Linked DNA regions of Homo sapiens: all the other regions are linked to region 3. Evidence: chromatin loops called from intact Hi-C (ENCODE). Cell type or tissue: PC-9. All regions are shown on one strand. Links, peaks and the distances in the headings refer to the core of each region. The heading gives the core; the rest is flanking DNA.

Evidence for each region. Peaks named below come from ENCODE experiments on the same cell type or tissue, not always from the same donor. Only the 100,000 strongest peaks of a DNase experiment are listed, where the experiment ranks them.
Region 1: a loop joins it to region 3, with 4 times the contacts of the local background. A loop is called at or near these places in 6 of 110 quality-filtered maps.
Region 2: a loop joins it to region 3, with 8 times the contacts of the local background. A loop is called at or near these places in 7 of 110 quality-filtered maps.

The regions. Positions count from the first base shown.
Region 1 is chr12:11,954,064-11,964,352 of GRCh38, forward strand. No RefSeq gene overlaps it. Among named protein-coding and RNA genes, the nearest start is that of BCL2L14, 110 kb to the right of the region's middle. RefSeq lists enhancers at 355-564, 4,512-5,711 and a silencer at 4,252-4,546. In PC-9, for the core only: CTCF peaks have their summits at 4,158, 4,377 and 4,597; DNase peaks (open chromatin) are centred at 4,348, 4,798 and 5,268; H3K4me3 peaks cover 901 bases; H3K27ac peaks cover 2,536 bases.
Region 2 is chr12:11,873,122-11,883,410 of GRCh38, forward strand. The region is part of intron 5 of ETV6 (ETS variant transcription factor 6); the gene reads left to right. Among named protein-coding and RNA genes, the nearest start is that of BCL2L14, 190 kb to the right of the region's middle. RefSeq lists a silencer at 2,326-2,375 and an enhancer at 5,116-5,913. In PC-9, for the core only: no CTCF peak of the experiment used is centred there; DNase peaks (open chromatin) are centred at 2,480 and 5,230; H3K4me3 peaks cover 1,867 bases; H3K27ac peaks cover 5,795 bases.
Region 3 is chr12:12,004,044-12,014,332 of GRCh38, forward strand. No RefSeq gene overlaps it. Among named protein-coding and RNA genes, the nearest start is that of BCL2L14, 62 kb to the right of the region's middle. RefSeq lists enhancers at 4,429-5,309, 4,975-5,104, 5,310-6,190, 6,085-6,204, 6,191-7,071 and 3 more. In PC-9, for the core only: CTCF peaks have their summits at 4,586, 4,807 and 5,008; a DNase peak (open chromatin) is centred at 5,338; H3K27ac peaks cover 3,273 bases.

The sequences.
Region 1 (10,289 bases), core at 1,110-9,109, 50 kb before region 3:
CACCCAGTAACATCTCCCTGAATCTGCAGTGTTATCCTAAAATTCAAGTACATTTGTAGCCGATCCGTCTGCATCTGCACAATATCCCTAAGTATCATGGTGGGGAGACTGGGATATTCGTAGTCTGTACCCTCAGGGAGAAGGCTCTCCTATCTTGGTGCCTATAGAATGGCAGGGAGAGGAGATAATGCTATGAAAACAGTAGGAAGAGCCCCTGCCATTCAAAGAATCAGTCTACCCTTGAAATTAGACCTCATGCAACCTCCCTTCCTGATGCAAACCTGAAACCACCCATGGCCTCATGGACAGGAAGCCACCCAGCTTGATCTGTACAAACGTCCTTAGAGTTGGCTGCATGAGGCTGCCCCTGGCTCTGACACACACTCAATTATTTGGGAAAAAAAAAAAACTGCCTTATACTGAAATGAAACCAGCTTCTTTAGCACTTCCTTCCATTGATCCATCAGCTATAATGCACTTGCATTCTATCTTCAAAAAATATGGGCAGCCAAAATAAAAGGAACGGGTGTCTGCTCTATCTCTTCTAGACCTTCCTCTCTGAGAGGTCCTTTAGCTTGTTTTGTGACACTTTTTAAAGTAAGACATTTAGACTCATATCTTGACAAATTATAAATGGCTTTCTCCAGTTGCCCCTTTTCCTGCCCCACTCCTCTGTCCTTCCTTACAGCATAAGACCTTCTAGTCATTGCAGTTTTCAACATAAACAGATAGCAGAGAACACCCGGCAAAGACCAACATAAGTGGCTGTGCACATCAAGAAAAAGACAGTTATGCCTGCTTCTCAGTGATTATTAAGGGAAAATAAAACCTACAATGATAAACTTCACATTTTGCTAATTTCCAGTCATGTGTCTCCATCCAGGCATTGCCCACAACCTTAACTTCTCTCCAAAAGTATCTGAGCCAATGTGTCAACATTGCTCCAAATACAAGGTGCAAGTATACACTACTGACATGAACCATCATCCAAAACTTACCTATCTTCCTCTCACAGTCACCCCCACCTGCCAGAACACTCCCTGGTGGTGGGAAGAGAGGTGGCAAAAAGCAGGGCATTAACTAATTAACACGTCCTTTCACTCAACACGCTTGCCTTGAAGCAATTTTGTTTTCACAGCATCGGGCTGGAAAAAAAAGACCTTGAAAAATCATAGCCAATGCCTCATACGTTCTGGTAGATCTATATTTGAAATCTCCAAAGCAGTAGAGAATTTTTTTATGGTTGATGTTGATGATGATGATGGTGACATTTTTGTGTGTTGTTTGTTTTACATTATAAGTATTTCAACGTAAAGAGAGAAGCGTAGGCAATAATAAATATCTATGTAGCCACAATCTAGCTAACACAATAATTTACCATATTTTGTTCCAATTTTTTTGTAAAAAAACAAACAAACAAACAAAAAACAAAAAGCATTGAGATGCATGTACTTCTGTTGGAGCATCCCTCCCTGATCCCAGTCACTTCCCTCCACTCCAGCAGGCAGCCACTGGCCTGAGGCTAATGGTAACCATGCCATGAAGATCTTTAAAAGATACTCACTACATATGTACGCATAAAGAAATGGAATTTTTCTTTCTACATAAATTCTATCATATTGTATGTTCTAATCTGCACTTGCTCTTTTCACTTGACATCCTCCTTTTCGATAGAGCCATAATGACCCATGCTGCCTAACTCATACATCCCAATGGCTAGTATTTCTCCCATCTTAAAAACAAAAACCTTCCATGAACTTTGCCAACCATGTACTGCCCCCCTCTCTGTTGTACTCTTCACCTTTCTTGCAATACAACTCCCTGCAAGTGTTGTCCACACTCCCGATCTCCTAGTTTTCTCCCAAACTCTCTCAACTCACTCCAGTTAGACTTCACTAGCAAGAAACTTGGGTATCGTAGCTAAAAATCCTTCCAGCCTAGAATTAGGACTTTGCTTCATGAGTGGCCAAGAGAAGCGTCATGTCTCAGTTCCCGGTGGTGGTTTCTGTGTGCCCTGGTAGCTTGACAGCACCTTCCTCAGTTTGTCTGTCCTCCACGTTAGCACATGGGACCAAGCACCTGGTGAACTGGCCCACCTTGGAAGCTGCTGGCAATTCTGCTGCCTCTGCCACCACGAGACTCTGAAGAATACTGTACATACACAGATGCCCCGTCTAGAAGTCCTTTCTGACAAGTCCTAAGGACATGCATGAACATCACATTGAGCCTTTCCTTCCCTTGCGAACACCATCATGTGGGAGAAGGGGAAGAGCCACTATCCAGGTCTCCCCACCTGTGGATCACTCTCAGCATCCACTCATCTCACCAGCTGCTAGGCTGACAGAGATCCACAGTGTGGCCAAGAAGAGCTTTTCACTCCATCCGCTCCGCCCCTAAAAACACACCTCTGTTGGAGTTACTGTAAGGGTCTGTGAATGAATGTTTAGATCCCCATTAGGGAAAGAGATCAGGGCTCAGGGATCAAGGATACGTGGTTCTCAGAGCTCATCACCTGCGAGAGGATACCTTTATTGTTCATCCATATGCTGATCCCAGCCTTGCTCCCTGCCCCACTCATACGAAAAGCCTAACTATAGCTAACTCTATTTATAAATCCCATGAATACACAAGTCAGGCTTACGGTGGTTTTGTAAACCATTTCTCTCCTTTTATTTTTATTTTTTTGTCCTATTCAATTACTTTGCATCTCAGTTGATGCCAAAATATCAGTGGATATGCACACATTCTAAAAACTTCAGTGTACTGCTCAGAAAATATGGAAAAACAGACACTCTGAATATCCTCTCCAAAGCTCAGCACTGAGAAACAAACTACCTGTGCAAAGAAAACCGCAAATAGATGCTGTTTGCCCTGTTTGTTTATAGATGAATTTTCATTTTGCATTATGCTTTTCATACGAGTGCATCCTAAAAAGATTTTCACAATGAACTGTGTACATGTAGTAAAGATTGCAAAAAGAGGGAAATAATAAAGGATAAAAGCAAAGACTAAACTTTCTACCAAAGATTTTGGAGGAAAAAGCGTTGGCCAGGATAAATAAAATATTTTTAAATGAGTGGTGTATAATTAAATGGTCAGAGAAATAACTGAAGGCAAGTAAATTGACTTTCTTTTCCTTTTTTTACATTTCTTATTTCTCCCTTGCATAAGACAACCAAGGTTTGAGCCAGCTGCTGTCTTCTTCCTATCTATGGGACTTTGAGAAGTTTATTTCTGTTACCTCCATAAGCCTCAGTCTCTTCATCTGTTAAATAAAAGATAATTGGAGGCTGAGGCAGGAGAATGGCGTGAACCCGGAAGGCGGAGCTTGCAGTGAGCCGAGACTGCGCCACTGCACTCCAGCCTGGGTGACAGTGAGACTCCATCTCAAAAAAAAAAAAAAAAAACAAAAAAACAAAAAAAAAAAAACACACATAATTGGCTGGGCATGGTGGCTCATGCCTGTAATCCCAGCACTTTGGGAGGCTGAGGCAGGCGGTTCACAAGATCAAGAGATCGAGACCATCCTGGCCAACATGGTGAAACCCCGTCTCTACTAAAAATACAAAAATTAGCTGGGCATGGTGGTGTGTGCCTATAATCCCAGCTACTCAGCAGGCTGAGGCAGAGAATTGCTTGATTGCTTGAACCTGGGAGGCGGAGACTGCAGTGAGCCAAGATCGCACCACTGCACACCAGCCTAGAGATAGAGTGAGACTCCGTCTCAAAAAAAAAAAAAAAAAAAAAAATTACAGGACCCATCTCTTTGAGTAACTGTATTAAATGTGAATGCAGCACCTAGCCACATTACTATGCACATAGAAAGTATTCAATAATGTTTACTGCTATTAATATTAATATTTCCTTCATAAATTTATTAATATTCATTTTCTCCCATCTTAACCCTTCTGGGCCCCTCAATCCACTGGACCTGCCTTCAGCCTCCTGCCTCTTTACTGCCTTCATTCGCACTTCTTTGAGTCAGGTTGGCAAACCCCTTCATAATCCGCCCAATCTAGTTTTCCAGCCCCCAATACTCTCCTGACCTATAAATTCGCTTTCTGCATTGGCCACAATGAACTCCTCCCAGGTGGCAGCTCTTTGGATCTCTCTATCCTTCCTTTCTTTGTGCTCTTTTCCTGGAATGTCCTTCTCTTGTCATCCTACCCAAGACAATCAGTTTCTCCCTCTATCGCTCCTTGAATTCGCCTCTGATATTGCACTTGTGTCTGCATATTGACAGGTTTATGGAAGACACTTCCTAGCCATCTTGTGAGCTCCTTGAAGGAACTGTGTCTTTATCTGTATAGCCCCACCTAGCAGATGCTCAAGGCATGCTTGTGGAATGAATAAGGGAACAGATCATTTCTTCTGAGCTGTTTGCAGTCTGGCTAAGCCAATTGAAAGAATGCCTTCTCTTGCAATCTACAAATTGAAAAGCCTGTGAGACCCTCAGGACACTCAGGCAAGTTTTCCAGCATATGTGACAATACCAAGCCTTAGTGCATTTGCCTCTCACGTGGAGGAGTCTCTTCTAAAAATGAAACAGAGATGAAGGGTGAGACTCTTACAGTGGTTCAACTCCCCTAAGATCCTCTTGTGATTTAGAAGCATCTTGGAAAGAAATCCTTGACACTCGCCTCGCCCACCCTGAGCTATAAGGTAAAGCTCTCGGTGGTAAACGTGGCTCCCTGGTAGGGAGACTTCTTTTATCCTCATTGTTTCTGGAGGGGGAAGTGTTAGCACAGAGACTCCCTGGGAAACCCGAGGATGCCTCACCACCTCACCATAACAGCAGGAAACCCAGAAATGATTCACAGCTGAAACCTCTGGCCCACATCGACACATCACATCACATGGTTGTTTCAACTGGAAACCAAACAGCCATCTGGGCATGATTATCTGTATTTTTGTGAAGGTGTAAATACACAGTGAGTAGGAAGAGTCCAATAAAACCTATTATAATGTTGGTGGTGGGCACCACAAAGAGAGCACCCCTTAATAGACATTCCCTGGTCCAGTGAAAGACATACTTTGTACTGAGTCCCGCGCCTGGGAGACCTTCCAGGAAAGTAAATCCCCAGGAGAGAGAGGCATTTCCCAGTAGGTGCTTTGCTTTTTGGTTGTTTTCTTTTCTTGGTTGTTTACTTTGTTCTACTTTGTTTTTACTACAGTTCTGTCCTACTGGTGGCGGAGTGGGACTCCTTCATGATGTGGCACAGTTTCCTTGAGTTTTAGGAAGAAACGGCCCATGTGGCAGATTCAGAAACAATGAATCAGCACCTAAACAAACAGGAAGGTAAGCGGCCCTCCCAAGGTCACCTGGGTAGTGGCAGGGTGTGAACCAGAGTCCAGGTGTCCTGACCACCCACCACCGCCTGTCCTCCTCCCTCATACAAGATCCCTTCTAGGCCAGCGCTGAGAATAAAGGCAGCGGCATCATGGGGAGGGGGTGAGGACAGAAGGGTCAGGGAAGGCACTGGGAGGGAGAGGCAATCCCAACCCAACTCCAACAGCCTAGGGTCAAAGCCCAGCTCCACTCCTGGCAGCTGTGAGACTTTGGTGCATTTAATGTCCTTGAGCCTCTATTTCTTCACCTGGAAAATGGGATTGATGACAATATGCGTCCCTCCAACAACTAAATGGCACATCAAAGCTTTGGTTAAAGGGGTTGGCACATCGTGAGGACCACGTCAGCTCTTAATACTCCAATGATGGCTTCCCTATAAGTGCAGAGTCTTCTTCAAGTGGTGGTTAGCACGGGTTTTGCCTGTTCCTTTAATCATGGCTGTGAATTTGCTCCGGCACCATTGTTCCCAAAGTAGAATTTACTGGCAGCTTCCCCCCACCCATGACCCATCTCTGCTTGGAAATTTTTTAGTAGTAGTACTGGCTACTTTTAAGGAGAACTCATTCCACTGTTGCACAATGGCAGCTCTTAGAAAGATCCCTCTTGAATTGGGATAAAATCTGATCTCCCTCTCTATAATTTCTCCCCACTGGTCTTAACACTACTGCTTTGCTTCCCATACTTGGAGAAATGCTCCCCCAGAGACTCTAGGTGATGTATTGGGGATCAGTAAACCCATAAAATAAATAAGGCATGTTTTCCTTATGAATCAAATTAAAATGAAGATTTCTTAGGGAAACAGAATTTAAGCTTTGCATTGAATGGTTATGCTTTTTAAAATATGTTTCAGGCTGGGCATGGTGGCTCACGCCTGTAATCCCAGCACTGGGAGGCCGAGGCGGGCAGATCACCTGAGGTCAGGAGTTCGAGGCCAGTCTGGCCAACATGGCGAAACCCCGTCTCTACTAAAAAATACAAAAATGAGCCGGGCTTGGTGGTGGGCGCCAGTAATCCCAGCTACTGGGGAGGCTGAGGCAGGTGAATCGCTTGAACCCAGGAGGTGGAGGTTGCAGTGAGCCAAGATCACGCCACTGCACTCCAGCCCAGGCAACAGAGCGAGACTCTGTCTCAAAAAAAAAAAAAATTACATTTCAATTTAAGATATTTTTTATTAAAACAAACAAGCATATTTTAGTATATAATATAAAATTCAAATCATTTCTTTTTCAGATTTGGCACAAAAAAGTTTGCTTCGGGCAACCATTGCCAGCTCTATCCAGACCTCCAAGGAGTGAGTATCTATTCACTTGCCTCTGACACTGAGGATTTCTAGATGGAGAAGGCTGAGAAATGCTACTCTGTTGAACAGAGCTACAAAGAACAAATGTAATTCCTTTCCCATGGGGCTGCCCATCAAGTTTTCCTAAGATCTTACAGTTGGAAAGAGACTTAGAAGTTGTCTAAATCGATCTCCCTTCTGCAGCAATCCTAACAGATGGTCACCCAGCCTCCGCTGGATCAGGCTCAGAGCGGAGAAGAGACCACATGGTAATCATTGCCATTGCATCGCTGGCCAGCTCTGATTGTTAGAATGTTCTTTTCTTAAGCCTAGCGCCATGCACAGGGGCCCTGGAATGTGGCAGACCTGAGGTGGACTCTTGAACCAGCCGCTTCACCTCACCGGGGCTCAGTTTCCTGTAATCCCAGCACTTTGGGAGGCCAAGGCAGGCGGATCATCTGAGGTCGGTAGTTCGAGACCAGCCTGGCCAACATGGCGAAACGCCGTCTCTACTAAAAATACAAAAATTAACCGGGCTTGGAGGCAGGCACCTGTAATCCCAGCTACTCGGGAGGCTGAGGCAGGAAAATGCTGTAAAATGGGGTGAATGGTGTTAGCTATATCACGAGGAACAAAAAATGGACAAAAAGCCCTTAGCATTCTGCCTGGCATGTTGAAGGATTCAATAAATGTTCCCTATCATCACCATTCCCTTCCACAGCTTCCATAAGCTAAAATTCTAGAGCCTGTTTGTAATGCTTCTGCAACACCATGCTTTACATATTTGAAAACAGTTAATATACTCTCCCCTGGCTGCACCTAAAAAGCTTTTGTTCCTAAGTTAAATATGCCCCCACCTTCCTTGATAGAATTAACCTCGAAACCTTTCAGTGTATGTTTTTCAGAAAGCTGTTTGAAAGCATGTTAAAAATTCTTAGGAATGAACTGGAGAAATGTCAGAAGACAAAAAGTGCCACGGAGAAAACAAAGGGAGCAGAGGAAAGGGATGGAAAAGGCTAGAATGCAGGGGGCGGGTGCAGTTTAAAATACAGGAGTCGAGTAGCTCACATTCAAAGAACTGGGCTTTCTTATGAAGTTTGATTGGAGACCCTGGCCTGGACCAAAATGGGGCACTCCACTCCTTCTCAGAGTTGCAGGCAGACAGATCTGCCGTGCAGCACTGGCCACCCAGGCTGAAAAGCAGGAAGACCCGAGGAGGGGCTTGGCGAGGGCAGCCCAAGTCTGCTCACTGGGTGGCCAGAAGCACAGCATCATCCTGTGGCCTCCACAGAGAGGGCCAGGAAGCAGGAGGTGGGGCACCAGGAGACCCTGTCTTTACATCATGCTCCAACCCCTAAAAATATGGCCCAATGCATGTATCAAGCTCTCATCCATCCAATTAATTCCTCCTTCTCTTATAGAGAAGAGCAACCAAGGCCCGGCATGATGGCTCATGCCTGTAATCCCAGCATTTTGGGAGGCTAAGGCAGGAAGATCACTTGAGCCCAGGAGTTTGAGATCAGCCTGACCTACATAGCGAAACCCTGTCTCTACTAAAAATACAAAAATTAGCCAGGCGTGGTGACACATATCTGTAACCCCAGGTACTTGGGAGGCTGAGGCAGGAGAATCACTTGAACCCAGGAGGCGGAGGTTGCAGTGAGCCAAGATCATGCCACTGCACTCCAGCCTGGGCGACAGAGGGAGACCTTGTCTCAAAAAAAAAAAAAAAAAAAAAAAGCAGCAACCAAGTGTTAGGAACTGAACTGTGTCCCTCAGAAGTTCATATGTTGGGCCAGGCACTGTGGCTCATGCCTGTAATCCCAGCACTTTGGGAGGCCAAGGTGGGTGGATCACCTGAGGTCGGGAGTTCGAGACCATCCTGACCAACATGGAGAAACCCCATCTCTACCAAAAATACAAAATTAGCTGGTCGTGGTGGCGCATGTCTGTAATCCCAGCTACTCGGGAGGCTGAGGTAGGAGAATCGCTTGAACCCAGGACGCAGAGGTTGCAGTGAGCCGAGATCACGCCATTGACTCCAGCCTGGGCAACAGGAGCCAAACTCCATCTCAAAAAAAAAAAGTTAGTATGTTGAAGTCCTAAATTCCAGTGTGACTGTGTTCGAAGATAGGGACTTTATGGAGGGACTTAAGGTTAAATGAAGCCATGATGATGGGACCCTAATGTGATAGAACCAGGGCAGATCACTTGAGCCCTTGTAAGAAGAGGAAAAGACACCAGAGCTCGCTTCCCACCTGCCGCAGAAGAAAGGACCAAGCGAGGAAACCGTCAGAAGGTGATCATCTGCAAGCCACAGGAGAAACCAGCCCTGCCCACACCGTGACCCTGGACTTCCAGCCTCCAGAACTGTGAGAAAATGCATTTCTGTTGTTTAAGCCACCCAGTGTGCTATTTTGTTACAACAGCCCAAACCAACTCAAACACATAGCATAGCAGTTCCTCAAAAAAGTGGCAATGTTAGTGGAAGTTTCTTCCTTTATGGGTTGAAGCAGAACATGGGGAGAGAAGAGTTCCCCATTGTAGGTAGATTCTTAAAATAATTCAATGCTGTAATTATAACAGATAAGAATGTAGGCTAAAACTAAATTTAAACAGGAAGTTACTTATTTACCTCTAGCTATGAGTTCAATATATTATCTTATTCTTGGAAAAGAAAGAAATGAAATAAAGCCTTGAACAGAGGAAACAGTAAAGAAATAAATCTGCATGGAAGAAAATGGAAAAAGTAAATGAAGTTGGAAGTTGTTAAGTACCAGTATTCTTTAAATTATTTACATGAATTCAGATGTGTAAATCCTCATTGAAGGCAGGAACATTTGTAAAGTATTTACTGGACGCCATTTGTAAAGTCCTTTACTGGACGTATTCAGGGGGCTGAACTAAGTGTGGAAGCTATTAATAAAATAAAAGGTAATATTGATCGTGCCTTTAGAAACTTCTATTTTAGAATGCAAATACTAATAATACCCGCTGAGAATTTAGAGACTATCCCTTATCTCCAGAGGCACTAGCCGCCCTGCAAAGGTTAGGGAGCTCAACAGAAGACCAAAGGGGCTAACAGCAAGATGGAGCAGGAGAGAACCCATTTACCTGGCAGGTGTGAGAAGAGTCAAGGTGTTTCTAAGCACACAGCTGAAAATGGAAAACAGGTGGGTGCTCCTGAGCAGGGGTTGGGGGCCAGAAACAAAGAGGGGCACCCATCAGCACTGTGTTGACAGGGGGGATGAAATTTCAGAGAGATCATCTGGGCCCAAACCCACAGAGCCGAAGGGCCCGGAACACGGGTAACGGGTGAATGTATTCAGTCGGGCCTCCTGCCGCTTGTGGACCTGCTGAGGCCTTTGACGCCACATAAACCAAAATGAGCTGAGGCTTGGAGACTGGGTGGAAGCACTTGGGAATCTCATTTGACCTGTGGATTTTACTGATGGGAAAAAGGAGAAGATGCTCAGAGTGGTGGTCAGCTGCTCTGCCCACATGGGCCACCCAAGAGCACCCACAACCCGCCCTTACACCATGTCCATAGAAAGGGAGTGGTTTTTGGGTTCAGAGGAGAAAGATATCACTTCCTTCTGGGAGCAGGCGTCGGGTAGAGAAAGGGATCAGGCAGGTCTCAGGTTACGCAACAAGAAAGCT
Region 2 (10,289 bases), core at 1,851-9,850, 130 kb before region 3:
TATATTTTAACTAATGCAACCAAATCCAAATTTAACTCATTCCACTGAAAGGCATTGTTTTTCTCCGAAGAAGGTAGGACTGAATCATCCCTAAAGTTCCTTCCAGCTCTGCCAGTCTGTAGTCTGACAGTCTTGATTCTGTAACCCTCCCAAGAAAACACAAGAGTTTTAAGCACCTTTGTTTCTTTGAGGATACCCCTGTGTGTACTCCACTCTTCTGATGTCTTTCTGGACTCCTCGATCCTTGTAAAATTGATTCTGTTTATTGGAGGTGAAATTCATTGGGTGATTCCTGTGTACAACGTAAAAGTTCTGTCATTAACTGAATAGCCATAAAAAGCCTTTAAATCTCCGTAAAGCAGCTGTTAGATGAGAAAACTTAGTTCCTTAAAGCTTTTCAAATGAGCACAGCACAAAAAGAAATGAAGGTGCTGCTGAATGTCAAACTGATGAGTACTATAGCTGGAGGGTATAGATGGAAATAGTACTCATGAATGTGGATCACAAAATGAAGCTAAATTCTTACTATTCAGATATGATTTGTTCAGGTGCCCTAGAATTTATGCATTTGGACACCTTCTGTGTATAAGGCACTGTTCTGCATTCTTGATGGGGTGGGGACAGCCTCAGAGAGGTATAAGACACAGTCTTTATCATGAAAGAGCTGAGCACAGTTAACTATAAAAGCGAAGCACATGACATGTATCTTAGAAGGGCTCCTGTTAAGTACCACAGGAGGTCAGAGTAGGGATGTCAGGGCAAGCTACATGGAGGGCTGGCTTTTAGCTGGGCTTGGATGAATGCTTAGAATGTGGACAAGTGGAGATTAGAGAAAAACAGGTCATTCCAGATGGAGAAAACTTACCAGGAGCAAAGCAAGATAAGGCTCGGTGTATTTTTTCTATTTCAGGTAGAAATGTAAATCTACAAGTTGAGATCTATTGAGGTCATTTAAAAATCTATCATTTTTCAGGCTGGGTACTGTGGCTCACGCCTGTAATCCCAGTACTTTGGAAGGCCAAGGCTGGCAGATCACCTGAGGTCAGGATTTCGAGACCAGCCTGGCCAACATGGTGAAACCCCATCTCTATCAAAAAATACAAAAATTCGTCGGGCATGGTGGTGCACACCTGTAGTCCCAGCTACCGAGGAGGCTGAGGTGGGAGAATCGCTTGAACCTGGAAGGTGGAGGTTGTAATGAGCCAAGATTATGCCACTGCACTCCAGCCTGGGCAACAGAGTGATACTCTGTCTCAAAAAAAAAAAAAATGTGTGTGTATATATATATGTGTGTATATATATACACACACATATATGTATATATATATGCGTATGTATATATACACACACACGTGTATGTGCGTGTGTACACACATATGTGTATGTGCGTGTGTACACACATATATGTGTATGTGCGTGTGTACACACATATATGTGTATGTGCGTGTGTACACATATATGTGTGTATACACATATATGTGTATGTGCGTGTGTACACACATATGTGTATGTGTGTGTGTATATACACATATGTGTGTATATGTATATATGTGTGTATATATGTATATGTGTGTATATATGTATATATGTATATGTGTATATATATGTGTATATATATATGAAATTTTTCATAAATTCTTTTCATTATCTATTATCACTGAAATTCCATCATACCATTAAGATACATGCAGAATTGTTCTCACTCATAGGTGGGAATTGAACAATGAGAACACATGGACACAGGAAGGGGAACATCACACACCGGGTCCTGTTATGGGGTCGGGGGAGGGGGGAGGGATAGCATTAGGAGATATACCTAATGTAAATGACGAGTTAATGGGTGCAGCACACCAACATGGCACATGTATACATATGTAACAAACCTGCACATTGTGCACATGTACCCTAAAACTTAAAGTATAATTAAAAAAAAAAGATACATGCAAATTTATGTCTGTTAGGTATTTACCATATGGAAAAACTAAAATAATCAAGAAAGGAAATTCAGTAGGTGGTTGACAGTTTAAATACAAATCACAAATGACATCTTTTTAAATATAACAAGTAGCTTATTTTTAAAGGTGTCACTTACTTTGCAAAGGATAAGGAGAACTGTTATTAAGAATTTACCAGGTTGGAATGGCTAGTGTTTATGGGAGAGAGTTTAGCACAAGACGGAGTGAGACAAGATTGCTGGGGTCTTATTTTGAATCCAGCAGCCAACGCTGTATGGAATAGTGAAAAAGTTGCCTCTTTCTGTGCTTGTTTTCTACTTGGTATCTTTAAGAATGGGCTATTTAGGAGCAAGGAGCCTAGCAGAAAGCATCTGTCAATCTTCTAAAACTTTACCTACAAAAGTTTTACTGGCTTGTGTCCCACCAGTGTGTTTCAAAGCCAGAAAGTATATTGGCCACAAGCACCTGTAGGTGGCTGAGGTGTGACTGTAGTCATCCGTGAGTCATGTTTTCAGTATGTATTGAAATTCCTTATTTGGACTTGATTTCAAAGGTAGAAGGGCCTTTTACAGGTGAAGGAACTGAGATTGAGACACATCAAGAGTCTAGCCTCGAGCTTCTGTTCAGTGTTTTTCCCAAAATTATTGTTTCCTTCTGGTCTGGGACTCTAGAGCAAAGATTGAAAACTGTGGCCCAAAGTGTGAGCCAAATCCAGCCACCATGCGTTTTTTTTAAATCAAGTTTTCCTGGAAAACAGCCAAACCCATTTATTTGGTATTGCCTATGTCTGCTTCCATGCTGCAGTGGCAGAGTTGAGTAGTTACAACAGAGATTGCATGGCCAGCAACACCTAAAACATTTATTAGTTGGCCCTTTACAGAAAACGTTTGATGCTCTCTGCCTTGCAACATTGTGTACGTGGTGGTCAGTGTGCTTGGAATCATAGGTGCAATGTAGGATGCAGACTTAGAAAACAGTGCCCTTGCTCCCAAGGAATTATTTGCACTTTAGATGACAAGGCATGTTTGAGACATGTGAAAGGAACAATAACAAGTTATGTAAGAGAGGAGACAGGTTCTGGACTGCAGGCTATATTTTCAGACCAACCAGAATAGTTACGATAATATCATTAACATAAATAAAATACTAAGTATTTAGCTACGTAAAAGAAACGATTTATTTGCACTTTGGATTATACAGTTCTTCATTCATTGATTCAAAAATTATTGCCAGTCTGCTCATGTGCCAGGCATTGTTCTAGATGATAGGGCACTGCATCTCTAAATGCCAAATTTCGTATCCTTGCTGGTGGAAGGCAATGTCCTCTTGCTTTATGCCATGACACAAACTAAGCTCCTGCTTTAACTATAGACAGCTAAATCTTAAACGAACACTTTTCAGTCAGTTTAGTTTTCTCTTAAAGTACTTTAATTCCGTTAAAACCTGAGCCACCAGATTTCCTGTCTGCCTGTCTCTTCCTTGGCCTTAATCCAAAACTCTGCTGAGGAAGAAGATTCGTTGGTACACTGACAATTGTTTTATAATCCATTCATTTCATAACCCCTCATTTGCTACCCAAAAGTGGGGACCTAAATCTGTACAGATTTACGTGTTCAAAGGCCATGGCCTACCCAAATAGAGAATATCTCCTTTCTTGTGTTTCTCTCACAACTTTTGCTGAAGTCTCTCCATCTTTGTGAACATGAACTTCTCGATTTGTGAGGCTATCGCTGGTCAGTTGGGTCATTAATCCTACAGCAGGCAAGACACAGAATTTCCTCTCAGCTCAAGATCTCTTCACTCCCAACCCTCTTAGAACACACTTCGCAGCAATCCTTGGAATCTTTAAAGGTAGCCTTTTGTGACTTTAAAAAATACTTTTACTATCTCTCAAGGTTACATCCTTAACAGAAACAAAAAGATTCTAATCAGCGAGACATCAAGTCTCTTGCATTGCTTATTTGTCACCCAACTAAAACAATGTACTTTCTTGATTTGGTTTTATTGACTGGATGAATTATATATATACAAAGATTCAATTAGGGAAGCCTCTGAAGTAAGATGAAGAAAAAAGTATGAAACTCCAGAGAAAGCAGTTTGAGGCTTATCCTCAGGGGCTTCAAGGACTGGGAGAAGTCACTGTATTCTGGCATCTTGCTTCTGTCTCCACTTCCTCCCACAGTGTTTAATGCTGCTGTGAATTTGTTTCAAAGGAAGCCTATAGACTTTTTTTTTTTTTTTTAATTTTGTACATGAGCCTCAGGAGCAGCCTTGACAGCTAAAAGACCTCGTAAAAGAGAAGTGTGAAGGGATTGCATGAAAGTGCTGGGGGCAAGTCTCAGCCCTCGGCCTTTGTTGGAAGGTGTGGGGTGTGCAGACACATGTGCACCTTCGCACACATGCATCTGTGCATAAATATCTGTGTTTGCAGGAAAGAAAAGATAGGGTTGTGGGATGTCCCCAGAAGCCACAGGGATTCCAGTGTTTTAGTACCAGGTGAAAGAGCCGCTTCCTCCCACACTATCTCAGGGAGATGCCCTTCTGTAGACCTCTGTAGCCCAGTACCCTCAAGAGCTCCTGGAGACAGATGGCCCCGAACAGTCCTAGGGAAGCAGTGTGGGCCTGTGGCAAAAGCTTGGACTGCGAAGTCAGCATGATTGGAATCCGGTTCTTGACTCCCAAGCAGGTGCATAATGTCCCTGAGCCCTTCTTTCCTTATCTGTAATATTGAGAATAGTAATACCCATTTCTGGGCCCTTTTGACTGTTAATGAGACAACATGTGAATGCATGGCACAAGAAAGTTAATTGCTACGTGTCACTGTCCCCCCCTGCCTCACTGCTGAGCTGCCATCCTGCCCATCTGAGAGGGACTGTGTGGGAGCTGTGGGTACAGCCAGCACAACTGCCTGCAGAGCCACGCAGGGCACTGACAGGGAAGGCCTGTGTGGGGTGCCCTTCAAGGCCACCTCCGTTTTCTTATTTCCTTGGAGATTTACTTTTGTGCTCCTGCTTCCCCTCCCTGAAGCTTTGCCTGCTGTCCATATTTGGAGGGGATGAATAAGATGAGCACTGGGGAGGGGAGGAGCCATCACTCCAGCAGGAATATTCCCAGCGGCTGAGTCACTGCATTTGATTTTCAGTGTGAACAACTGAGAAATCAAAGAGCCCTAAAAGAGGAGGAAGTTTCAGGACAATGTTTTTAAAAGATAAAAAAACATCAACAGCATGGTGTCTGAGTGGAAAATAATAGAAGGGGCTTGAGGAGACTGGAAATTCCAGTTTGTGTAAGGGCGCACAGTGCTGTAATACAGAGTCCTACCTCCCTGCAGTCCCTGGATGTGAATTCCCAGGCTGCACCCACACCTGAGCAAAGCGGAGGCTGGGCCTTATTAGGTTCTGACTGCGGGCTGGATCTCAGCTGCAGGCTGTGAGTTTCGGATACCGGTGTTTCCAAGCCTTCTCCACACCTTATGTAATCACAGGTGAAAAGGTCCAGCCTCATTTGCAGCTGTGGTTCTTCTGCCCCAGGAAGCCAGGAAGCGTAGATTTTTGTATTATTTGCCTCCACTTCTCCCTCCCCCAGCGTGCCACCGTGCACATATGTTTTCTGTTTTCCTAAGCCACGGCAAAGCACAAGCAATTGCCCATTGTAAACACACCTCTGCGTATCAACACACACCTGGCTGCACTGGATTGACCAACTTTCTGCTTCTAGGTAATGGCTGATCTAGAATAGAGGAGGAGGAGGGGAAAAAAAAAAAAAACAAGCAGCAGATGGCCCCCTGAATGTTGTAAACCGTGTTTCTCTAAGCAGGGTTTCTCAACACTCTCGATATTTGGGCCAAATAATAATTTGTGGGGTTGCTTACTATATTGTAAGAGATTCAGCAGCATCCCTGGCCTCTACCCACTAGATGCTAGGAGCACCCTGCACCCCAGTGTGACAACCAGAAATGCCTCCAGATATTGCCACATGCCCCCAGTTCAGAACCATATTTGTAAAGCTTAGTAGCAACTTTTTTTTTCATATGCTACTTTGCGTGTTTTGTTGCTGAACTGGAAATAAACGTTAATTTTTAGGTAATAAATTTCAAAAAATGTAACAGGGACACTCAGCCTCTCTTCTGGTAATTATGCCCATGACACTGTCATTTGCAGGCCTTCTTTAAAATTCCACTTGGGCAGTTAAAAGAACATAAAATGACTTTCTTAGAAGCTTTCCTGAAATTTAAATTAACCACAATCATTAAACATTCCCTATGTCAATAATTTGACTTTCCTACTCAAAGTTTTTTAAGGCATCAGTTTTGTCTAGCGTGGTTTTTTTCTTTAGAAACCATGTTGGTTATGTGTGAATTGCCCATCTTTTTACAATCTCTGCTCAATAAGTTTATACAATGAGTCTCTGGTAAGAGACAGACGTGGGAGTGAAAATATTTCTCCTTAACCACAGGAAGGGATTTTTTACAATGCCTTTAGCTGCGGATACCGAGGGTACCTCACCCAGCAGGAAGGAGAGGGAACTATACTTGGGCTAAACACTTTCATAAACTACTTCTCATGGAAAAGAAAATCCAAATAGTGGAAATTTCTTTAAAATATCCATGTGCCTTGAGATAGAAGAAAGCCCTTTCGTTTAAGAAAAATGCACTTAAAATTAATGAATACCTTGTGATCCAAAAACATTTTATACATATACGTTCAGGTGTTTTGAAGTGGAGTGAACTTCTATTTATAGAGTGTGTTGCGCTTTATTATATAGTATTATGCATTTACATTGATGATCAAAGAACATTGTATCTGTGCAGGCATGGGTTCCGAAAAGGCTGAAAAATTCCAGGTGAGCCGTGGCAACAACCTCTAAAGGATCTAGGAACCTAAAGAGGATCTGCCTTTTATTTAATAGAAATCTTAGAAACAAAAATAACTGACATGGCTTGAATGTCAATTGTTTAAAAAAAAAAAAAAAAAAAGGAAAAAAAATCTATTGTGTGGTCAGGCAGTTATTTTTATCATCTAGGCATAATTTTTACCAAAGAAACAAAACAATCAATAATGTTATAAAAGCCACTTATACTCTGAGCTTGAAACAACTGCTTTATGCCACAAAATTCCTATTGCTGTCTCCGTTAGTGACTAATTCAATATGTCCTGAATGTCAACGTATTTTTATTACTCAGCTAAAGTTGGCTTTGCTGGATTAAATGTCATTTAAAATGATCAATTGGCAGCTTGTTTGGGGTTGTTTTCACATTTATGAAAGGAAAAGTTTGCCGGATACAAATGTTCTTGAAGCTGATAGGGAAACGGTGTTCTCTGGTAAGCCCTGCCCTTCCTTTTGCCATCTGATAAGTAGATAACATTCTAGGTCCTAGTTTGATGCCTCCGAAAAACCAACATGGCAGCCCAGTGCAGGTTAAGCCCTTACATTGGAGAAATGGTCTGGTTCACGTTTCACTGTTTTATGAGAAGTAGAATGTACCATTACAGTAAAAGAGAAGCAACAGAAACATGCAGTGAAAACGCCCATGCTTGTGGTTAGAGAACTGTCCGCTTTCTTTTTGCTCTACAGTAGGCTTCTGAGTGGAGTGCCTTCCGCCTAGAGTCAAGAGGGCTGCCATGATGTCACCCACCTTCATATGGGCAAAATGTCTTTATATGAAACTGTAAAAGACAACCAGGTCGTTTCTTAATTGCTGAAATTTATTAAAATGAACACACTAGAAAATCACATTCCCAATCCAGAGGAATCCAATGGCGTCGTCAGCCTATTTGCAATGGAAATGATTGTAAACCTATAGGGAGACATAGGAGGGGCTGCACACAAACTACTTTCGTTCGTCCTGATTTACTGGCTTCTTTTCCCCCTAGAGATACAGTCTCACTCTGTCACTCTATCGCCCAGGCTGAGTGCAGTGGGTTGATCATGGCTCACTGCAGCCCCAAACCCCTGGGCTCAAGCAATTCTCCCACCTCAGCCTCCCAACTAGCTGGGATTACAGGCATGCACCACCACGCCTGGATAATTTTTAAATTTTTTGTAGAGATGAGGTCTCGTTATGTTGCCTGGGCTGGTCTTGAACTCCCGGACTTTCAAGCAAGTCTACTGCCCCTGCCTCCCAAAACAAACATTGGGATTATAATTATAAGCCACCACACCCAACCCTAATTTACAGGCACTGTATGTGATAATATGTGATTTTGTCAGATGTTTTCCAGTTGGAAGAGATTATGGAAAATTAAAATGTGTCTGCCATTTGATAGTAGGACAAATACTGAAATATTAAGCCACAGCTGAGTTCTGGCCTTAGTCCTTTTGGGGCTGCTCTGACAAACTGCCGTAGACTGGGTAGTTGGTACGCAATAGATACGGATTGCTCCACAGTTCTGGGGGCTGGGGAGATCAAGGCCCTGGCAGATGAGGCATCTGGTGAGGGCCCACTTTCTGGTTCATAGACAGCACCTTCTTGCTGTGTCTTCACTTGGTGGAAGGGTGAGGGGTCTCTCTCAGGCCTCTTTTAAAAGGGCACTAATCCCACTCACAGGGGTGGGGCCCCCAAGACCTAATCACCTCCCAAAGGTACCTTGGTAGTTAGTTAGGATTTCAACAGATGAATTTGGGGAGGACATGAAGATTCAGACCACAGCAGATCTCTATTTTCCCTTTATAGAGAAAGTAATTCAAGACAAGGAGATGCTTACAAGGGAAAAAGACACTTTGCCACTTTTTACTGCTTTGCTTAGAAACTAGAATCATCCTCCTTCAAATGCCTGTAAAACGAGCTAGATTATTCTCAGTCTGCAGTAGGACACTGATTTCTCAAGGTACTTAAGATGCTTGGGTTGCTCATCTTCTCCACACCCCCACCTCAGCCCATCCCCTGGCAATACAGAATGCAGCCATGGCAAGACGGGGTGGGCAATAGAAGTGGCTGGACAGCTTCTGTTGTTAGAATGGGGTTCAAAGTCCAGGACTATGGTGTTGTTGTTTTAAGAAGGAGGCCACTTGTCCTTTTCCAAAACACAATGAGTGACACACCACATTAATGTTTAAACACAGATAATACAGAAGAAAGGATTCCATAAGGGATACTAAAGATTTAGGGCTGCTGTACATTTAATGGTAGTTCCTTGAAAGATTAAGCTTCTGGAAAATGCCACAGTTTTCTGCCAGTGTCTTCTGCTATTCAAAGAGAACGCTGGAGTTCAGAAAAGATACACTGAGCAGGTGTACTTTGTTCTGGAAAGTCCTAAGATTTTATAAACATACACCCATTAACGAGTTTCTCTGAGACTAGAAATTGCATTGGGAAGTGTGTCATAGCATGGGTTTTGGGGTCATGCACAGCCAAGAATCCTGTGTGTCATTCATAAGCTGTGTCCTCCTGAGTAAATCATCAAACCCTCTCAGCCCCAGCTTCCTGATCTATAAAATAGGAATAGCAACAGCACCTGCCTCATAAGGCGGCGTAAGGGTCAGATGTAACCAGGCTTGTCGAAGCCACAGCACAGTACCTACAAATAGCACCCACTAAATACCGTTGTTATTTTTATTACTTTCTCTTCCCTCCCATTATCACTAATATAATAATCCTGTAAAGTAAGTGCTGTTATTCCCACTTCATAAGTGAGGCAACAGAACCTCAGGAAGATTAAGAAGCGTGTCCAGGGTGGCCCAACTGAATTCCCCTTGTAAATATACCCCCAGAGAAGGGTGTATGTTTCTCTGCAATGCGGATGTGTTGGCTGTAATATATTCCAAGTCTCAACTGGACACTCCCCTTTCAAATGTGCCAGGCCTAGGCCTTGCCCAAAGTAAAAAAGAAAGAACATTGTAGTGCAGGAGTCCAGAGTGCAAATCCTTGTGACCTCAGGCAAGTTATTTCAACCTCTCTGAGGATCAGAAATAATACAGGTAAAGTGCCGAGTTCATACTTGTAATTCAGTAGTTGATCTTCCATCACCAGCCATTCTGACAAGTGCCTATAAAAAGTGGGCATTTCCAGAACCATGCAGTGAACACCTGGAAATTGGTGCTGCTCCTCATCTGGAGGCCAGTTAACCTTTAACTCAACCTAGAAGGCACACATCTGTCCCCAGCTGCCTCTCCAGGTTCTGCTGGAGGGCAACCACACACCTTCACAGCACACATCCAGAAAGTCATAGAACAAGGGGAAGGTGTACATCATGTCTTCTTCTTTTTTTTTTTTTTTTTTTTTTTTTTTTTTTTTTTGAGACTGAGTCTCACTTTGTCACCGAGGCTGGAGGGCAGTGGTGCGATCTCGACTTACTGCAACTTCCACCTCCTGGGTTCAGGCGATTCTCCTGCCTC
Region 3 (10,289 bases), core at 1,263-9,262:
GCAGTGGCGCGATCTCAGCTCGCTGCAACCCCTACCTCCTGCACTCAAGTGATCCTCCCGCCTCAGCCTCCCAAGTAGCTGTGACTACAGGCACGTGCCACCATGCCCAGCTAATTTTTTGTATTTTTTGGTAGAGACAGGGTTTTGTCCTTTTGCCCAGGCTGGTCTCCAACTTCTGGGCTTCAAGTGATCCACTTGCCTCGGCCTCCCAAAGGGCTAGGATTGTAGGCATGAGCCACCACACTTGGTCTCCTTCACAGTTCTTGACAGGTCCCTGTATTGGTCAGGATAAACTAAGTGTGCTGCAGTAACAGCCCCCAAATCTCAGTGGTTTACAACACAGGCAAGTTTCTTGCTCATTCTTCATGTCCTTTGCAGGTCATCTGGTGGCCCTGCTTCCATCACCATTGTCCTCACTCTAGGGCACAATCTGACAAAGCATCCACTCTCTGGAACATTGTTAGGGGTCAAAGAAAAAGAGAATGTGGCAAAGAATGTGCCCACTTTTAAATCTCCCACCTGGAAATGAGAGACATCCTCCTGCTTACTTTGATTGGCCACATCTAAATTCAGGTCTATTGAAAAGTGCAAAGCTACCACATGCACAGAAAGAAGGAGAGTTGGAATATTGCCAAACATCCCTAATGACTCCCAGAACAACCTGGTCTCCATCCACACCACATGCTTGGTCTTTATACAAACCTGCTGTGCTCGTTCATGCCTGTGTAATTCCTTCTTCCCAAAACACGCTTCTTCTCCCTGAACGTTTAGCCCTTCCCACACCTCTTATTACATGGATAACCCCTACTATTTTTCAACATCCAACTCAAATATTACCTCCTTTTTGAAAACTTTCTCTGACCATCCCTCACCCAGAAAAACACCTCACTTCCCTAAGATTCTGTAACACTCTCTATATCAAAGTACTAACCCATTGCTTCATACTGGGTCATGAATTTGATGCCTGCCATAAATCAAGATCCCTTGAGAATGGATGATAAGGAGTGGGCCCATGATTTTTTAACCTCCTTTAGGCAAACCTAGCACCATTTTGATTAAAATATTTCAGAGGTTTTCTACTCGATTAAAAAACAACAACAACAAATCATTGCCACAACCTTCAAAGCGCACACAGACTGACCATCTCCAGCCTCAGTTGGTGCCATGATCCTTCTGCTTTCAAGTCCCACTTCAGTCTCTCAAACCTGTATACCTTCTCTCTCCACGTCTTTGCATCTGCCTGAAACCCCCCATCCTCCCCTCTCCCTCACCTCATTAATCTCTCCTCATCCTTCAGATCTGAGCAGGGAAGCATCACTTCCAGGGGAGTGTTCCTGTCACCCACCCCCCCCCGCCCTGGTCAAATCTCCGCTTGTCTGTTCTCATAGCACTGTGGACTTCTGCGTAGCCCTCAGCACAGCAAGTATTCTGTGGGTTTTGTATGACTATTTTACTGTGTTCTCCCCACACTCAACCTTAAACTACAAGTTCACAAGGGCATGAATCCTATCCATTTTTGCCCACTATTGGATCCCTAGTTCTTAGTATATTGTCTGTCACATAGTAGGACTCGGTAGATATGGACGAGTAAATGAGTGAATGAATGAATATAATAAGATACCCAATGTATGTGTCTTGGATTGAAGAATTTCAAGTAGAGAAGACAACAGTTAAAAAAAAAAAAAGGTACAAAAGTTTGTCTGGTCTGCAGGGCAAATTTTTTTTATGAATGACAAGAGAAGCACAGGAGGCAAATGAAATTTTACATAAATCTTCCAGTACTTCATCTCAGTGTAGAATCTGAATTATGAAAGATCGACTCAGTAGATACCACATTCCAGGAGTTTAGAGATATAATCTCATTATTTTTCAACCTTTGTTTCTAGGTGTAATTTACACCTAATTTTTTTTTTTTTTTTTTTTTTGAGATGGAGTCTTGCTCTGTCGCCCAGGCTGGAGTGCAGTGGCGCGATCTCGGCTCACTGCAAGCTCCGCCTCCTGCGTTCACGCCATTCTCCTGCCTCAGCCTCCCGAGTAGCTGCGACTACAGGTGCCCGCCACCGTGCCCGGCTAATTTTTTTTGTATTTTTAGTAGAGACGGGGTTTCACCGTGGTCTCGATCTCCTGACCTCGTGATCCACCCGCCTTGGCCTCCCAAAGTGCTGGGATTACAGGCATGAGCCACCGCGCCCGGCCACACCTAATTTTTAAACAAGCGGAGATTCTTCTAAGCCAGTTGCCATTATCATTATCTAAAATGTATTTGATTTACTATTTACAAAGCATTTTCCTTATGCTATCATATTAAACACTAAACAACCCTTATAATCAAGATTAAAAGTAGGTCATAGGCTCTAACTCTGACATCTTCACAGAATAATTTTTGATATATTTGTGAAATAACGAGATGGCAGGTAAGGCGGAAAAGAAGCCTCCCAAACAGGCAAGAAGAGTAGATGGCAGAGGCACAGAGAAGGAGATGGAGAGACATGGAACCAAAAGGAGGGGTCACAAGAGGAAGAGTATCGTCCAAAAGTAATGTGGGGATGGGCTCTGAAGCAGGGAAGAGGGCGGCGGTCTTTGAAGTTGGCCTCGATGGTGGTCTTTTTTTTTTTTTTTTTTTTTTTTTTTTTTGAGACAGAGTCTTGCTCTGTCGCCCAGGCTGGAGTGCAGTGGCGCGATCTCGGCTCACTGCAGGCTCCGTCCCCCAGGGGGTTCACGCCATTCTCCTGCCTCAGCCCTCCGAGTAGCTGGGACTACAGGCGCCCGCCACCTCGCCCGGCTAATTTTTTGTATTTTTAGTAGAGACGGGGTTTCACCGTGTTAGCCAGGATGGTCTCGATCTCCTGATCTCGTGATCCGCCCACCTCGGCCTCCCAAAGTGCTGGGATTACAGGCGTGAGCCACCGCGCCCTGCCCAGGCCCGGCTAATTTTTGTATTTTTAGTAGAGACGGGGTTTCACTATGTTGGCCAGGCTGTTCTCAAACTCCTGACCTCAAGTGATTCACCCTCCTCAGCCTCCCAAAATGCTGGGACTACAGGCGTGAGTCACCATGCCCAGCCCTCAGTGGTGGTCTTTGAGGTTGGTATCACAGATTGTGGGGAGGGAGACACATAATGTGTGGGGTAGGAAATTCGTGAGAATGTTTAGAGGCAGTAAGTCCCTGAGGCAGGGATGACATAGGAGTCTATAGAGACCTGAACTTGTCAACAGGAAAATAAAAGATATTTTTAGGTGTCTGTGTCATTAAAGGACTTCTATGGGTGGGCGTGGGCCGTAAGGTTTGACTAAGAGCAGTAAAATGGGGAGTAGGTAACAGGTCACAGAAAATGGAAATCGGTCATTACTGTTTGTTTGAGATTCCATCAGTGTCTGGGGCTGGTTGGTCTCATTGGGGAAAGGAGCATCTTGAGTGGGAAGGATGCCCAGGAAATCCAAATAGACTAGCAAAGTAGCCAAGAATACAGAAATGCCCTCATCACCTCACCAAAGCCCGTGTCCCCTCATGTTGCTCTGGGAGGGCTGGGCCACCCACAGGAGACTTGCACAGGTTCCGGGGACCCCAAGCTGCTGGCAGAGCCCCCCACCAAGTCCTGTCCAGCTTCTGGGGCTCTGTGAGCAGCATGAGCCAATCCTCCTCACACACATGCAGAGCCTCAGAGAAGGAGCATCATCCTCCATCCTGCTGCCCAGGACAAAAACCTGGAAATTCTCCTTGACTTTTCTCCCACTTTACTCCCCAAGTCTAATAGGCTCTAGGTCCTTATATCTCCCAAATCCACTCACCTCTTGCTATCCCCATAACCACTAACATAGTTCTGGAACCCACCACTGAAGCGTGTTCTAACTTCCTCCCGTCTGTCTTCCTTCCTGTCACTGAAAAACTGATGGCAGTCCTTCCTCTGCTTATACCTCTTCATCAGCTCCCTTCCACCATTAGAATAAGGCCCGAACTTCCTAACGTTGCTTCGATATCCGCATGAGCTGGCCTCTGGTCTCCTCTCCGGCTCTCACCAGGCTTCCCTGCCAGCTTTGTCCCGCCATACCAAACTACTTCCAGTCCCATACAAGTGCCTGTCTCCCTTTCACTCCTGGACTCAGAAAATTCATCTTGCTTTCTCTGGAAATCATCTTAACCTCACGCCCCTTACCCTTGGCCCCATCAGGCCAGATTCCCTGGGTTAATTCCTGTTCTTGAGACTTCGGCTGTGATGTTTCCTACTTCACAGCTCTTTCGGGGCTGGGTGAGCGGCCCTAACTTTGTGCTGCCGTAGCCACTTGCATTTGCCAAAACCAGAGCATATCATCCTCTGCATCATAGTGGGTTTTTTTTTTCCCACTTATCTGTCTCTCCATCTAGATCTGTGGTTCTCTACTCCCTGTAAAATAAATTAGAGTCATTGTTTTTTAAAAAAAATGCTAATGCCTATTAAACAAAAATCTCTTGAGGTGGATCTGGGCATCAGAGTTTTTTAAGTTTCCCCCAAATAATTCTAGTGGGCAGCCAGCGGTGGGCGCCACTGAGCCAGACGGTCTTTGTTGCCAGTGCACAGGGAACAATCCTCAGTGTCTGTTACACAAATGAGTCTCTGATCATTCCACTTTGGTCTGCAGGGCAAAAACTCTACAGAGAGGGCATGGAGAGGAAGAGATGGGTCTTGAAGAAGAAACTTGCACTAGGGAGGACCCACACCTCCCCCCTGACTCCAGCTCCCTCTGGTACAAAACCCCAAAGCTGAGCTGTGGGCCCAGCCCCACCCACATGCAACTCTGCGCTGTTGGAAAGGCTTGGAAGTCAAACAGCAATCTACTCCTCTTCATGGAGGCAAGGATAAATTTTCTTTTCAAAACACTTTAAATTTTATCACCTCTTCAGAACAAGTACATGAATGAATAAACTGAGGCTCCAAGAGACTGTGAGTGGCCCTCGCCTCAAATCTCTAGAGCAAGGCAGAGCAGAAATCAATACGTGACTCCCCAGGAGCAATTGGCCTCGTCCTGGGTGGCCTCTGCGCCCACCCTAACTCTCCTGCCTCCTAGAGCAGGCAGGGCTCGCCCCGAACCACCCTGCCTCCTAGTGCTGACAGAGGCACATCTGCAGGGTGAAGAATCTGCAGGCAGGATGCAGAGAGTGGGAGGAGGAGGACAATTTCGCACCTGAGTGATCCTTTTCATAAAAATGGGATCACGTTACTTCCTACTAAGAGAAGGGAAATGTTATCCGAGAATGTGGGGCTCTCATTCTCGGATATGAGAATGTCTCTGCCAACAATGCCTGGCCTGATCTTACCTACCCCACTTCACCAGGGGCACTCACAGCTAGAATCTGCTGAGAACCCTCAGGCTCTCAATGGGTGTGACTCATCTCTTCCTCTATTCCCTCTCTGTAGAGGTTTTGCCCTGCAGACCAAAGTAGAGCGATCAGAGACTCATTTGTGTAACAAACATTAAGGGTTGTTCCCTGGGCACTGGCAACAAAGGCCAACCCGGCTGGCTCTCTGAGCTCAAGAAATCACAGCATGGCTCAGCGGTGCTCATTGCTGGCTGCCCACTAGAACTATTTGAAGAAACATAAAACTCTGATGCCCAGACCCACCTCAAGGGTTTTGTTTTGTTTTGTTTGTTTTTTGAGACAGAGTCTTGCTCTGTCACCCAGGCTGGAGTGCAGTGGTGTCATCTCAGCTCACTACAACCTCTGCCTCCCAGGTTCAAGGACTCCTCCCACCTCAGCCTCCCAAATAGCTAGGATTACAGGCACACACCACCATGCCTGGCTAATTTTTTGTATTTTTAGTAGAGACAGGATTTCACCATGTTGGCCAGGCTAGTCTTGAACTCCTGACCTCAAGTGATCTGCCCGCCTTGGCCTTTCAGAGTGCTGGGATTACAGGTGTGAGCTACCGCACCCAGCCAAGAGATTGTTTAATCAGCAAAAGGCTGGGCAGGGCAGTGGGGCCTAGGGCGGCACTTGCTATCAGATGTCTGGAGGGCAGGGTTGGCTTTGGCCATAGATGGACCTCGGTTCAAATCCTGGCTGGCCATACCACTTACCAGCTCTAGACCTAGAGCAGGTTAACATCATGAATCTAAACTACTTACCACTTAACAAAGTGAGTGACTATCTATAACTGTTGCCGTTGTTACAAGAAATCCACTTAGTAACTGCACTGAAAGCCCCTCATCCCCAAAAGGCAAGAAATGGGGAACAACCGGGTGACTAAGGAAAACTGCAAGTGAAAGCAGCTGTAATTTCTCTCGCTGTGGTTTGCGGTGCTCAACACTCTTGCTTGGCTGGTTGTCTTGGAGGGTTAATGAGGTCTCTGCTGAGTGTCCTCAGCTTAGCAATGGGCAGTGGGGCTCTGTTCACAGTCTCATCCCGGCCACGTGGCCTCCCGGGTTCAGACACCCTAGGCTGATGCTGTGGTTCCATGTGCCTGAACACGAGCATCCGAACTCATTTCCGGCCTGCCTGTCCCCCCATGCAACGGCTCCTGAAAAAGGGGAACCAAATGCTGCCCATTTCACCCCCATCAATAGCTGACAACGCCTGGGTTCCTGCTCTCCTGACATTCCCACTCATTGTCGTCAGTGGAGCGAGCAGGCAGAGGGGAAGTGAGCTGCCTATCAGCCCCTGCAATCAGAAAAAGAGCCGGGTGCCTTTAAGACGAAGGTGGTGGGCAGCCATCCATCTTCCCTAAACACACACTCGCCTTGTTCTTCCATTTCTGGCTGAGTGATAAAAACGTTAAATGTCATTTCCTGTATCAGTGGTTAACCACTAGATGCTGGATCAGAGATTTACCAGAAGTGCTGAAGTTATGGAAAAAAAATAAATAAACCTGCTGTTTTCAATAACCCTTTCTTGCACCCTGTGGGAACTATGTAACCTCTGGGGAGGGGGCTGCGAGGGGGTCGCTGGATTTGACTTGGGCAACACACTTAGGACTAGATTTACCAAATGCTTTCTTATGCTTCATATAGGAAGTGAAGAGAGACAAAATGTAACCATCCTATACCTGTCCCCAAGTGCGCGTGTGTGTGTGTGTGTGTGTGTGTGTGTGTGTGTGTGTGTGTGTGTAGAAACGCTGGGAAAAGCAGGAGGAAAAATCATCCACGTGCCTTCTTTGCCCACCTCTCTCAGGATATCTTGCAGTCATTTTGGTTTTATTGACCCAGGGTTTTTGCAGAGGACAGTTGCCCTGACTATTCGATTCCCTCAGCTTCCTGCAACAATCAATGTCCTCCAGTGACAAGAAGGCTTCCTGGGGGAAAACATGCTCCCAGGAAACTCCTGAGAGGTGGAGAGCCCAGCTCAATCCTTTGTTGTGTCCTCTTCTTCTTTCAGTTGCTCCATTAAATTAATCAAGAGCTCAGAAAAGGGAAGGCCTGGCTTAGCCCCCAAGGAGAGGTGACTGGACCGACTGCAGCCTGCCCACAGCTGTACTCCAAGCCCAGCCATGCGCTTCTGACCTGAGGTCAACTCCCCACATACAGCTGCCCTGGGCTCCTCCCTGCGGCCTCCCAGGCACTCCCCTCAGTCTGGACATATAAGACTTAGGAGCTGCACTTTGTTCTAGCAATTCCATTTCCTTCCCAGTGCCAGTTGGGATGTGCTGTGCACACCAAGTGCCCCTAGCTCCTCACCTACCTCTGGGATCACTGACAGTCCTGCTTTACCTGGGACCGAAGGGATTCATGGGGCGGCCGGGGCGGGGGAGGGAGGACTTTTGTTTCTAAAACTGGGAAAGTCCCAGGCAAACCGAAATGAATTGGTCACCCCCGCAACAGATACAATGGTTTGCATAGGCACTTGCACGTTCTATGTCAGAACGGTGGCCAAGAAATAAAAAATAATAAATATGATTTAAAAACCAGAAAATAATTTTTAAAAAATTTAATAAACATAAGATAATTTTTTTAATAAAATTAAAAAAAAAAAGAAACTGGCCAAACTTGAGAACAGATCTAGCCAGGGTACTGAGAACTGCAGACGGCATTGCATGGTATAAGAGTTCCCTGGGGAGATAGGACGGAGCGCATCACAGATCTCCCACTGCACCTGGCGCATACCTAGAAGTCATCCTCTCTCAATTCAATAGTTACTAGAGGAGATCTGAAATCAAAGTCAGAATCAGAAGGGAAAAGAGCATGGGAAAACGTACATTCCACTAAATCTCTTGTAGGCCTCTGAAACTGAAACTTCTTTTTCCTTCCTCGCGCCCTTGAGTACCAACACCATCAGCCCCCCTGGTGCCCAGGACACAAAGATTCGAGAGATGCATTGCTCTTTACTCTGCCTCGCTCCCACTTCATTTTATTATTATACCTAGACCTGATTTCCTGCCACCTAGGATCTCTCCTCTCCACTTCCACTTCTATGACTATCCTTCCGCTGTCTCTGCCCTCAAAGACTGGCCTCCATCCTCTCCAACCTCAATTTCATCTGCTCCCTGGCATGTTAGATGCTCCCTACTTTTTCAAATTATATTCGAGAAGTGTTTATTGAATACCTAGATCAGAAGGATGCCAGAGAGGTCGCACCCGGATTTCATATGGCATTGGACATTTCTCATGGATGCCTTTTTGAATGACACCATCTGTAACATCTTACTGACTGAGAAAACCTCCTGGACACTGCCAGCAAAGCTGGGCATGGCCTCCCTTGCTTCCTGGTGCAAATTGCCACTTAGCCCTCATTACATTGCTATGACGACTACTTTCTGTTTCCATCTTGTCTACCAGCTGCGAACCCCAGTGTCTTATTTACCCTGTTTTCCCAGGTCAATCCCAGACCTTGACAGATAGTGGCCATTAAATACATGTAGAAAAGAAGATGGTCTGGAGATGAAAGGGGGAAATATTGGGTGGATGCTATTATACTTCAATGGGTCTGTAGCCATTTGAACATATACATTTCAAAGGCTATTGATTATGGTTGGATCAACCTGGAAGATGATCCCTATTAGAGAACCAAAGGTCTCAGCCCTGGGCCCTATCCTAATGTTTTTACAAACTTCCTGGATAAAGATTAAAAAGGTACCCAAAACAGATTTACAGATAAAACCAAAGCTGGGAAGTATCACTAATATGTAGAATGCTAGAATTCATGTTCCAAAATTGTCTTGGCTTATGAGATGGATAGACCAAAACTAAGAAGGTAAAAATACACACCCAATTAGTGTAAAGGCTACACTCGTAGTAGCACCATCACTAGCACAATGAGGAAGATGTGGTTCAGCAGCAGTTCGGGTGAAAAACTCCTAGCAATTCCTAGTCTTTGAGCTAGAAGAGAACGTAGAGGACTATCCAATACAGAGAGTCTCAAGCTCTTTTCAAACAATAACATTCATCAAGTGGAATTTCATGCAGAGGCCCTGTAGGTAAAAGAATTTTTTTTTTTTTGGGGATGAAGTCTTGTTCTGTCGCCCAGGCTGGAGTGCAGTGGCATGATCTCAGCTCACTGCAACTTCTGCCTCCCAGGTTCAAGCGATTCTCATGTCTCAGTCTCCCCAGTAGCTGGGATTACAGGTGCATGCCACCATGCCTGGCCAATTTTTGTATTTTTAGTAGAGACGGGGTTTCACCATGTTGGCCGGGCTGGTCTCCAGCTGGCTGGTCTCGAGCTCCTGACCTTGTGATCCGCCTGCTTCGGCCTCCCAAAGTGCTGGGATTACAGGCATGAGCCACCGTGGCCAGCCGGTAAAAGAAATTTTTTAAAGGTGCTGCTCTGGTTAGGAGTAAGGGAAAGGGGTCTAACAAGTCAGCCTCCAACCAATTCGCCCCTCCCTGCTATCTTATGAAGACCCCTGAGGCACCCTCCCAAACTCCTGGGGCTCTTCTGAGTGAACACTGTTTGAAAACACAGACCTGAGTCAATCCCCTTGCTCTACACAGCTGCCCATCTGGTGAGTGTCAGAATTCCCCCGAACCCTCTAATCCCTCAGCCGGCTTTATTTTGTGTTGCATTTCATTTTTCTTTATAGTTTTTGGCCCTCCATGGCACTGTATGCTGCACTTCACTCTGTGCACCGCCTGGCTGTCTCACTGGAGTCCTGCTGTCTTTTTTCCACCAGTGCATCCCTGCTGCACGGAACACAGTGGGAGGAAGATTTAATGGGAAAGGAATGAATGAACTGGAAAGGAACCCAGGTATCTTGACACCCACCCAACTTGCCCTCCCAGTAGTGTAACTGTCCCCAACAACAACCAAAGCCAAGATCACATTAGGCTGCATTAGGAGATCAAATGGGCCCACCGTACTCATCATGGTTCAAGCCTTGTCTGGAA